2 separate regions of the Mus musculus genome follow, and region 2 is linked to region 1. The links are chromatin contacts, found by Hi-C or POLR2A ChIA-PET in ENCODE. All regions are on one chromosome and are shown on one strand. The core of a region is the stretch at or near the end of the contact, and the rest is flanking DNA. Distances in the headings are between cores, read along the strand shown.

Region 1 (5,884 bases), core at 1,566-4,065:
ATTCATGTGTGCACGTGTGCCCGAGGCATGCACACATGGAAGTCAGAGGCTGAGAGCTATGCTTTCCTTCAGCACTTTCCATCTCACTTTGAGACTGGGTCTGTGGATTCAGCGAGACTGGCCAGCCAGCACCTGGGCGTCTGCTTGTCCTGGCACCCAGAGCTGAGACTACAGGTGCTCCTGGCTTTTCTTCTGTAGGGGGGCTAAGGGTCAAAACTCGGGTTTTCATGATTGTATAGCAAGCACCTTACCCACTAAGTCATCTTATAATATTTTTGATATTATAAACCATCTCAATTAAATATTGATATTGAAATTCTGATTTCTCTATTGAAATGACAATTTTTCAGATTTACTAAAAAGTTACTACAACTGATTTCACTAGCATCCTGACACATAGGGAGTTTTAAATCACAAATGTGTGTGTGTATGTGTGTCTGTGTGTGTCTGTGTGTGTGCCTATGCTGTGTCCACTGGGCATCAGGAACCATGCCCCCCCAGGACTATTGCAGTCCCAGCTTTAGCTTCCTGTATGCCTGAGATAGCAGCCATACATTCAGTCTACCTTCCGTCCCTGTGAAGGACAGTCATACCCCAGGGGATGCACAGCCAGGCTCAGGCAACACTTCCTGCTGGCCTTCCTTCTCCCAGGGACTATTGGACACTCAGGCCAGGCCCTGACAACCTAAGAACTGAGCATCATCCATCTCTACTTTCTTTAGGGCCTTGTGTCCCTTACCACCTGGTATGACCCCATCACTTTCCCTACAGTAACGTCCCCCAATTCCTCTCAAGGCACTTCCCCTATAGAAAGAAACACTGACCAACCCGGGGCACACTTAGCAATTCTCTCTATCTGTTCTTCAGGGAGCAGCCTCTCCAGTGAATACGCTGAGAATGCAAACTAAATGCCCTTCTGGGAGGTCAAGGATGACATGAGAGAGCGTATGTGTATGAGAGAGCACAAGTGACACAGGGTGCCTGAGATGAAGGTGCCTGGATACGGACAGGCGGGGCATCAGAAACAAGAGAGAGGACAGAGGATTTCATACTAGTAGTGCATGGGGAAAAACTGAGTCAGTCTACACAGAAAGTCCCATCATATAGAGCCAGGACCTGCAGTCAAATTCTGGATGCTAAGTCCTAGCCGGTCTCATCCTTAGGTTGAGAGTAGAGGGTAGAGAACACATAGCGATAGAGTAGAGATTGGGGTGAGCTGTGGAGTAAAAAGCAATCAGTCCCAGCCCTTTCCCCACTCCACTGACTCTCCACACACACACACCCCACCCCCGCCCCTAACCCCACACCTGGGACAATCACACAGACTAGTAAGGAAATGTTGAAGAGGGCATGGGGAAATAGGCTTAGCAGGTGCTCTTACCCACACTGTGTGGCGGGCTGCTTGGGGAGGTCCCCTCCATCTCCTCAAAGGCCTCCTTGTAGCTATGCAAATGAGGCTGCCGGGAGAACAGAGGGGGCGAGAGAAGGAAGCTCTGAGGAGAGGTTCCTCCTCAGGTGATACTGGGCACAAGGGCAGCAAGTTTGGCTGCCCACATATTCCCTCTCTAGCTTGACTCTCTACCTCATCCAGGTAAGCCCAAATGCTGACCACTCACTGCCTCAACAAATCCTTATTGGTGGCTAACTAGGGGAGTGGCTGTTTGCAAGTCCATACTAAAACTTAGGCAGAACTCCTTCAGAACAGGGTCACAGAAAAGGGCCTTGCCTCTTCAGAACAATGCCCTAGGCATGAAGTTCTAAGTGAGTCCACCTACATCAGGCTATTTCAAAATGCAGATTCCTGGGTCCTGTAACAGATCTGCTATGCTGGTGCCTCTGCAGAGGCATTTGGAAATGAAAGGGTTAAACACACTCCTTGGCAGTTCTTCTGCCATGGAAGTTCAAGAAACACTGCCTCTGACTACTGAAATTTCTCAGCAATGGAGTGATTTGGGCACAAAGTAAAATATTCTTAGAAGAGCCTTATTTCTGAAAGGCTCAAAAAGATGTTTGCCAGTCTACCTGACCCACTTTGGACTGTAAGTCTTGGGAGTACCGGATGCCACCCCCACGATGCTTGTCACCTCCCTAAAGAACTTTCTTTCTTTGGATCAAGAAGGGACCTTCAGTCTCAGTGTTAAAGCAAAAAAGGAGGGGTACAAATGCTATTGAAGAGAGACCATGGATGAGGGAGGATGCAGGGAGGGGCAAGTCACTCAAGAGGTAACAGCACTTGACTCTCAGGCTCCTGGAGATGCCCAATGGACTCTGCTCCCTGCTGTGAGTCCAGGACTCATCAACTCAAGGACTCACCTCTTTGGGGCGCCCTCCAGGATTGAGGGCAATGGTAAGAGCCAGCTCAGGGGAGACGCACTGGACGGGGGAGCGGACCCCAGGACTACGGGGGGATGTGGCCTCCGGAGACTGGTTTTCATACTGTCCATCACTGGCTGCCCGCCTCCGGAGTGGGCCTGGGGGCTCTGCAGGCTGCCTCTCCCGAGCCTGAACCCCTGGGAGGAAGGGCAGGGTATGGAAAGCAATGAGTAGAATAAAGAATGACATAATCCCACCTAACACCCCCAAACACAAAGGCAGCACCTCAGCTGGGGGCTGAACTGGAGTGGGCCACATCCCCTCAGTCCCCCTCACCATGCCTTCCTGTTCCCAACTTAGCTCAAACCCTAAATTCCCCCCAGTGGGTGGCAGGGGGATTTGCTTAGCTTGGCCTCTGCCTTTAAGAGGAGTCTCTACTCTGCATAGGATTTGGACGGAGAGCACAAAGGACTGATACAAGAAACAGATGTCAGCTCCTTCCAACCCCCAGAGGCAGAAGGCCAGAACTTCCAGAGGAGGGAAGGGAAGGTCTCCAAGGCAACTGCATCAACCAACAAGCAACATGGAGCCTTTGGGAAGGGCTTTTGGAAAGGACTAAACTGCATCATCTTGCACATGGTGCTCCCAGTGGAAAACAAAGGAATGACCAAGTCACGCTCTGGAGTCTCCAACCACAGCAGGCTTCTGTGGTGGTTCTGATCTCAGGGGTCCCCTGGCTTTCAACCAGCACACCCCTGAAACCTCTAAACTAACTCCCCCTACAGCTGCCCTTCAGCAGTCCTCTTCATATCATCATCCGACGGTGGCTGTGGCCACGATGGAGGCCAAGACCCCTACCACATCCTATCCTGGCAGAGGGCAGGCAAAGAAGAGCAAGGGGCTCCGTCTTCCCTGTCCCCACGTCCTGTTCAGTTCACCACAAACGCTGCCCATGTTAGCTTCACCCTGCCTCCTCTCCATCTTCTCTCCCCACAGCTGGCCCAAGGTATGGAATCCATTATTTCACTGTGCTGGCTTCCAGAATCCTAGAATACTGACTTCCCAGGTCTCAGCAGCCAAGGCCCAACCCTGAGGGTGGGAATCCTAGGCCTGATTATCTTAAAGTCTCATCTCTGCCATCATCAACACCAGGACTAATGAAGGGACTAAGGTCACGTGAGCTCGGGACATGAACACACCTCTGGGACCCTCTCCTTAGCCACAGGCAGGAGTGTATGCTTGTACACATACATGTATAAATACACACACACACACACACACAAAATGTTGGCCTTCAGGAATATAGCCAGAACAATCCAGTGGGACTCACCCTTAGGGAACCTAATCCCCTCTCATCCTCTGCAAAGGGATCTGCACAGCCCGCGTGGTCCCCAACCCCTCCCTTGCCACAGCCACACAGTTGCAATGGCCCGCACCACCCAGGTAGCCTTCCTGCTTGATGTAAACAGCAAAGTGCTGGGGCAGAAGCACTTCACTCACACACAGTTACTGTGATGCCCATGCATGGACTCTGGGATGGAGGCTCTGGGGCCTGTCAGAGAATAGCAAGACCAGCTGCCAGTGGTACACGTGATGTACAGAAGGCAGAAGGCACACTAGAGTCTCCAATTTGTGCTGTTAATCAGAGGCAGCTCTCCTACCTGCACAGTAGAAACCAAGACGGACTTCATCCTGTCTGTCCCAAACTTTCTCTGCTCAAATAAGCAAATAAGCCCCTACCTTCAGAATACCCTGATTTCCAGAAAAGAAAAATAGAAGGTGTGTCAGTCCAGAGAAGGGGCTGCCGGGGACATCTACAGAGAGGGGGTGGTTCTGGACAGCTGGAGCCACAGCAGGCTCTGCCAGCAACACTAAGCTCCCAGAACTCGAGCAGCCTCTGGCTTCAATCCCGCTCCTCTTTCCTCCAACCAGGACCTGCCCAGCGCGGGCCTCTGGGAAGTGTGGACCAGCCCTGGCCCTCCTTCTCAGTTTATTCCTGGCAGAAACATTAGAGAGAAGCAGACACAGCCATTGCTTCTCTAATAATGTTGTGACAAAGAGCAACTGGACAAAAGTTCTGGGGGGATGGAACAGAGTTCAGACCCAAGGCAGAGGGAGACATGTAAGAACGGCCTTCGGTTCCAGGGCCACCCCTCACCAGACCGCCACCACCACAGTCTCTGGCAACCTCTCTGCTTTTTCCCTGTTCAGGGGTCCTGTGCTGACTTTTGAAAGGAGATCTGTTTCTGTTGGAGTGGGGGGACAGAACCTTCTCACCCTTCCTTTCCTGGCACTGCCTCAAAGCTCAGGTCCATAGAAGGCAACACTAGAGTAAGACGCAGCCTGTGGTGTGATGAGTTACCAGAAAGGGTAGTCAGGTAGCAAGTATAATTGAATTTTTCCAGATCCCTTCCCTGTCATTGCCAGGATGGCACATGGGAGCATGCTCTGACCTGAGGCAGAGGGATGGACCAAGTGATCTCCAAAAAGTGAGGGGAGTGCAGGACAAAGTTTCCCCTTGAAGAAAAGGAAAGATACCACACACACACACACACACACACACACACACACACATTCCACTGCCATAAGGCTGATCATTCCCAGAGAGTGGTCCATGTCACCAGCAGCCAGGCAGGGCACGCACAGTCTTGGAACACAGTGGCTCACTGTTGTCCCCCTTGGCAAGCCCATCGTTAACCCAGAGTGCTTGCAGAGCTATGGTCCCTCTCTTTAGTCTCTTTCTATGAGAGGAAGCCTGACACAGTAGAGGGGAGACAAGAGAACCTCATTGTTCCTCAGCCAATTGGTGACTCTGGATACCAGCTGACAACCAGGGTCAGAGAAAGAGAGAGCCGGAGAGAGACACAGAGAGAGACAAAAATAGAGAAACACAGAGAGAGGCAAGGAAGAAGCAGAGAGATAGAGAGAAAGGCATAGAGGCATAGAGAAAACAGCCACCTCACACCCCCAAAACTGACTGAATATCAAAAGGGCCCTGCTCCATAAGCAGGCCTTCACTGAGGGCTTTCTCTGTCTCCTGGCTATTCTTTCTCTCTAAGCCTTTGTTTACCACATGGATACAGACAGGAGCACACACACACACACACACACACACACACACACACACACAGACAGAGAGACAGAGAGAGACAGAGACAGAAAGACAAAGAGACAGATAAACAGAGACAGACAGACAGACAGACAGACACAGAGACAGAGAGTGTATATCTTAGCCCCACAAGAAGGGCCACAGAACAAGTGACCTGGTTGGTCCCTAGCTTTCCCTACAGCAGACCTTAGTTAGGAACATAGGAAGCTAAGGAGGAAAGCAAAACCAACAAGGGACTCTGGAAGGTTCTTCCCACCCGGCTGCTGAACACTGAGAAGTGGGATACTCTGATGGTAAGGAGGTGGCCTTTCAGCTCAAAATGCCCCACAATCAGTCCTGTGTCGTCCTCTAAGGGCTATTTTACGCGGGGCTGGCACTGGATCTGCACCCAACACCTGAGAGCTGCCACACATCTAGGAGCAGTGTATTGTCAGCCCTGCCCTCAGTGCCCCTGAGACAGCC
Region 2 (5,373 bases), core at 834-3,333, 37 kb after region 1:
TTTTTTTTTTTTTTTTTTTTTTTTTTTTTTTTTGGTTTTTCGAGACAGGGTTTCTCTGTGTAGTCCTGGCTGTCCTGGAACTTGCTCTGTAGACCAGGCTGGCCTCGAACTCAGAAATCCACCTGCCTCTGCCTCCCAAGTGCTGGGATTAAAGGCGTGCACCACCACGCCCGGCTCTTAGACCTTGGTTTCTTTTAGCCAATGAAATGTGAGCAGAAAGAACATGTCAGCTCCTGGCAGGAGTCTAGTACACATCAGAGTCCTCTTCCTGTGGTGGCAGCGATGAGAGACACTTCTAGATGAAACCACCTTTACCAGGAAAACTGTAAGGAACAGAGGCCTCATCTCATCCTCAATACACAGATACCTTGAGCAGGAGGAAGCCATGTGAATGGGGCTGTTTGTTACTGCAGCATCTGTTGGCCTGTGCTGACTGATGCATCCACTCTGCCTTTTCTTTACCCTGGAGCTCAAGAGTTGAGAAGTTAGGATCATCTCAACCTCTCTCATAAGCCCCCAAGGAAACACTGTTTGAGCTCAAAATGAGAAGACACGCCTATATCCTATTTCATAGAGACTAAAACTGATGAGCGACAGGAAGGGGTCACCAGGGATGCCCAGGACCCAAATCTCAGGCCTCCTAGACCAGATCTTCCTCTCCATCTCTCGGTGTCATACCTCTGCATTTCTCTTCTCACTTGCTGCCTGTTTGTACTATCTTTCCTTACCCTATCTCCCATCTCTCTCCCCCCAAAAAAGAAGTCAGTCCTTGGACAACCTTACTTCCATAGTCACCCAGACCAGAGACTCCTGGCTGTAGACAAGGGACTCCTCTTAGCTGAGACAGAAGAACTGAAGAGGGTTAGAACTCTCCCTTAAGAAAATATATGGTCTCCTCAGAGCCCAGAAAACCAAGAAAGCTTGGACATCAGACCAAACCCCTGGCCACCTGCCCTGGCTCATCTGGGAACCTCACACAAACAAAATCCAGAAGCAATGGATACTAGCATCCTTGCCATCCTCACTAGGCCTGGGATGAATTTTCTTCTGCCATCACCCTGGTGTCCAGTCAGAGAATCTGCTTCCATGCTCCCACTTAGCCAGCATCAGCCCTGGTTCCCTAATCTTTACTCCCAACAAGTTGATGACCAAGGAGTCAGAGGACATCAAGCAGAGAGTACCAGGGCAAATTGACTTCCTGGCTCCTCAGAAACAGAGGAGCCATCCCCACCCTGTTACTGAAACTTGTTACAGAGAGCAGTGTATTGGAACCCTCTGGAAGAATTTGGACACTGCTCTGTGCAGCATAGGCAAAAACAAAGCTCTGTCCTCACCCTAAGGGGTGCTGGGACCAGGGCATGGGGCTAAGAACTCAAGCCAAGGAACTAATGGGACTCCTGGAGGCTCACATGGTGGTGTCAGCCAAGGCCAAGCTGGCAGCCTCCACACCAACCCTGAGAGAGGTGTGGGCAGATATGAGGAGGAGGGAAGCAGGGGCCAGACAACTCTCCACCACAACCCAGGAAACCCAGGACCCTCACTTCTCCCCAATCAGACACCCAGGGTTGGGCCATCCTTCCCCTCTGGGTCACAGGCTGCGGGGCATGGTGGCTACGTGAAGAAAGAGTTGGCTAAAGCAAAAGAAAACCACTAAGGCAGATCCTAGTCTATTATGTTTACGATTCCACATGAAGAGGACTAAGGGATACAAGCATACAGAGGGAGACATGTGCAGAGAGACGTACAGCAATGGCAGACAGAACCTATTTTCAATATGGGCTCCCATCTCTTTCCTCTGTTCCTTCACTGTCTCCTGCTCCCAGAGTAGGCACAGATAAACCACACTCTCCCCACAACTAAGGGGATAAGAGGTTCCCGCTTCCCTCTTGACCAATAGCCACAAAAAAGGCATCTTTCCTCCTCTGGGCCTCAGCCAGGGGCAGCCCTGGGGTCTCTAGGCCCAGGGGGAATGCAGTCCAGGGGCAGGCAGCAAGGAGCACACAGTCAGAGTGCAGAATAGCTATTCCCTGGCAACCATCCCAGCCTCGGCTCAGTCAGGCCAGGCAAGGAAAGGGACAGCAGAGCCCTGATCTGCCCCCCTATGGGCAGAGGGCCAGCTTTTCTGTCTGCAAATAGGAGCCCCTCTGTCCTGATAGGACCAGCTGACCTTTTAACTGGCCCAAGGTCCTGCCAGCTCCATCTCTTTACTAGGGAATTAGATCATGGGATAAGGGCTACAGAGCCAGCCACGACCTTCCCTTGTCTGTCCTGCCTGTCCTCTGAATCCACCTGCTACCCCAGGTTTCCCTGTCATACCCTGGCCCTCTGTTCTTCTTTCCCTCAGGCTCACCCCATCCATTCCTTCTGGTCCTTAATTATTCTACCTTTGATTCTCTTGGCACTTCAGAGCTCATGAAATATTTTTAAACATTTATCACTGCATTGCATCTGCACCAGGGAGATGGTGAGGCATTAAAAATGCCTTCAAATTGCCAAGTGTTCTTGTTAAAAATGCAAACTTCCCCAAAATGAGAAATGATGAGACTGGCAGCAGCCTCCAAAACAATTGATTCCATCCTCAATTCTACCCCAGGCCCAGGCCACTCCGCCACTCAGAAGATGGGAACTGGGGGCGCGGGGTGGGCCATCTCCCATCTTCAGTGGGAGATGAAGGCCCCTTGAGAGAATACAAGGGCAAACCACCAAACCTGTGGTGTTGCACATATATCCCCTCTCATGGAACCCCTGAATTCTAATCTTCCTTCCCTCCTCCAGCCTCTCTGATAGCTACTGATGTCTGTAGCATGGCTTTCTGAGTAGAGCAGTATAGGAGGCTGCCTGGACGAGGGTGACAGGGGACATCAACACAGAGGTAGACAAGTGAGAGCCCCAGGCTACGTTTTTCCTCCCCAGTTCAACTCCATCAACAAAGGAAGCTTTGGTGGGGGAAGGGGGTTGGCACTGGTATCCTTAAGAAGGCACAGCCTGGGTCTGAGGAGGAAGTCCTAATCTTGCCTTTCAGAAGATCTCAGTTGCCCCAACAGATACAGGGGACCCTCTGACGTTCTGCCATCTTGTAGATGAATCAGAAAGCAAACCTAGGGCCAGAGCCAAGGGGCCATCGCAAGGTCACTTAGCTTCATGTGCTGTCTAGCAAACTCTTTTCAGAGTCTCCACCCCTCATCCCTCCAAACAAACAAACGGACTGCCACAGACTATGGAATACGTTGGTGTTGCAGCCATGTATCCACTCTATGGCTTTTTTTTTTTTTTTTTTTACATCTTGGAACCCCACACTGAGTTCTCAGATACTTTTGCTGGATCTCCATGCAAGTTCTTAGACCCCAAATACTGCTTCTACACATCCATGCTCTGACCTCTAGGAACACAGAGAGTGGCCTGGAGTTACCCGAAGGGCAGGTTCCAAAGAGACGGAACAAAGACTGACAGCTGCACTTAAAGCCACCTCCTCTATGGATACTCCAGAGAACCAAGGTTACACAGGCCAGGGCTGGCCAGTTCATCGAGAGCCTGGCAACAAAGGGTCACCTACCTTCCATGCCATCCTCACGATGCCCACTGAAGTTGTCATAGGAGTCCCAGCGGATGAGGGGGTCAGAAGTGTTATAGTCTACAGATACGCTGGGCCCATTCTCCAGGTGTTCCATGCCTATGGGGAACCAGCAGGAAACAGGAAGAGATTAGCACGTAGTAAAACAAAAGACTAGAGCTCTCCAATGGGTCATCTCTGAGGTACCCACTTGTTTTCTTGTTTTCTAAGGTGGGACAATGACTTGGGTTGCCTGCAGACCCTGGACATCCCAGACTAGGTCATAAGGGTAAATCAGGACAAGGTACCGAAAAGGGAGACCACACACACCACACACATACACACACACACCACAGACACACACACACACACACACACACACACACACACACACATACACACACACATACACACACACACACATACACACACACACACATACACATATATACACACACATATACACACAGACCACACACACATACACATACACACACACAGACACACAGACACACACACACACACACACACACACACACACACGAGAAAGTAAGCACCCACCCATGTACTGTCCTGGGGCAGGAGCAAGGGTCTACCCTGGAGACTGGAGAAGGGAGAAAGGGCAGGCTTATCCTGAACCACCCATAGGTGGGGACAGCAGGGAAATTACAACTGTGACTTTGAAAAGACACAGACTGGAAAGGTCATCCCAGGCCTGCCCCTGTCCCCTACTTTAGACACGCATCTGTAAAAACAGGCCAGTTCTCTTTTACATCCTCAGAGTCAGCACAGAAGCTAGTCAGGCCATTCAAGGTAGCCTATTTTCCTTGCTTGGCAGTCCCTTCTTTAGTCTACCCAGAGTCCCTTTGCCTGTAACCTAACTTCATCTCCTCCCATTCTGTTCTCAAATAAGATGAAGAGCAATTGGACTCTGTTTTTAGAGTCTAGAAGAAGAAAGCCTGTTTATTATTAAACTGGCCTTCAGGTTGAGCCACTTCAGTCCATAAATACCCACAATCCACCCAGCACCCTTGAATGTTCTCTGGAGGTGTCTTCCATCTGCCAAGGCCCTCAGTTTCTGACTATAACAAGATGGTGACCTGAAGGGACCAGAACAGTTTAGTCACCTTGGCGCCTCACTGTCTGCATTTATTCTTGTTATATAGAAAGTAAGGCGCTGGGTCAGGTGTAGCTGGGATCTTTACCTTGGCCTGCTCTAAATCACAAGGAACATCATGTTTACAGAGGGACCGTGTGCGAATGCTGAGAGTGATACAGGGACAGGTGAAGGTGCAGGGGAGGAATGGCAACTTGGTCTATACCTTGAATTTTCTCTGGTCCATAGGAAAAGACAAACTCCACTTTGCCATAGTCAGGAAATCGATCATCTGAAAGAAAAGGAAAAGAGAAAATGGGCCACAGACTCCCAAAGAGTCGGTCATACATGCATACATGGTTAATAATACAATAACATGTCTACATTTGCCTTTTTCACAGAGGAAACTGTACATGCAAAGTGAAAAAAATATTTTGAGATAGCCTCTCATGTAGCCCAGGCTAGCCCCAAACTCATTATGTAGTAAAGGATTGACTTCAACCTCCTGCCCTCCTTCTGCCTCCATCCCTTGAGTATTGAAATTATGGAGATCAGACTTGGGGCTTCCCTCAGACACTATGCTGGCTAGTTTTATGTCAACTTGACACAAGCTAGAGTCACTGGAGAAGAGAAAGCTTCAACTGAGAAAATACCTCCATAAGACTGAGCTGTAAGTAAGCCAGGAGGGAATTTTCTTAATTAGTGATTGATGGAGGAGAGCCCAGTC

The links. Hi-C counts contacts between places; a loop is a spot of excess contacts on that map. ChIA-PET counts read pairs that join two places held with the same protein, here RNA polymerase II (POLR2A).
Region 2: a loop to region 1 is called in a map of left cerebral cortex, with 1.8 times the contacts of the local background. The contact joins two enhancer-like sites. A Hi-C loop is called at or near these places in 5 of 37 maps with a recorded cell type or tissue (CH12.LX, heart and left cerebral cortex). POLR2A ChIA-PET finds 5 or more read pairs at or near these places in 2 of 5 experiments (Patski and embryonic stem cell).

What each region holds. Positions count from the first base shown.
Region 1 is chr1:73,939,597-73,945,480 of GRCm38, forward strand. Tns1 (tensin 1) reads right to left here. Exons shown (of 33, transcript NM_001289895.2): 20 at 2,314-2,510; 21 at 1,382-1,457. Among named protein-coding and RNA genes, the nearest start is that of 6030407O03Rik, 78 kb to the left of the region's middle. Within about 2 kb of position 2,816, at least 3 of the 3 ENCODE cell types and tissues checked have a DNase peak (open chromatin) inside an H3K27ac peak, as active enhancers do; they include heart and left cerebral cortex, where a contact is called at or near this core.
Region 2 is chr1:73,977,361-73,982,733 of GRCm38, forward strand. Tns1 (tensin 1) reads right to left here. Exons shown (of 33, transcript NM_001289895.2): 17 at 4,873-4,938; 18 at 3,554-3,670. Among named protein-coding and RNA genes, the nearest start is that of Gm39664, 51 kb to the right of the region's middle. Within about 2 kb of position 2,084, at least 3 of the 3 ENCODE cell types and tissues checked have a DNase peak (open chromatin) inside an H3K27ac peak, as active enhancers do; they include heart and left cerebral cortex, where a contact is called at or near this core.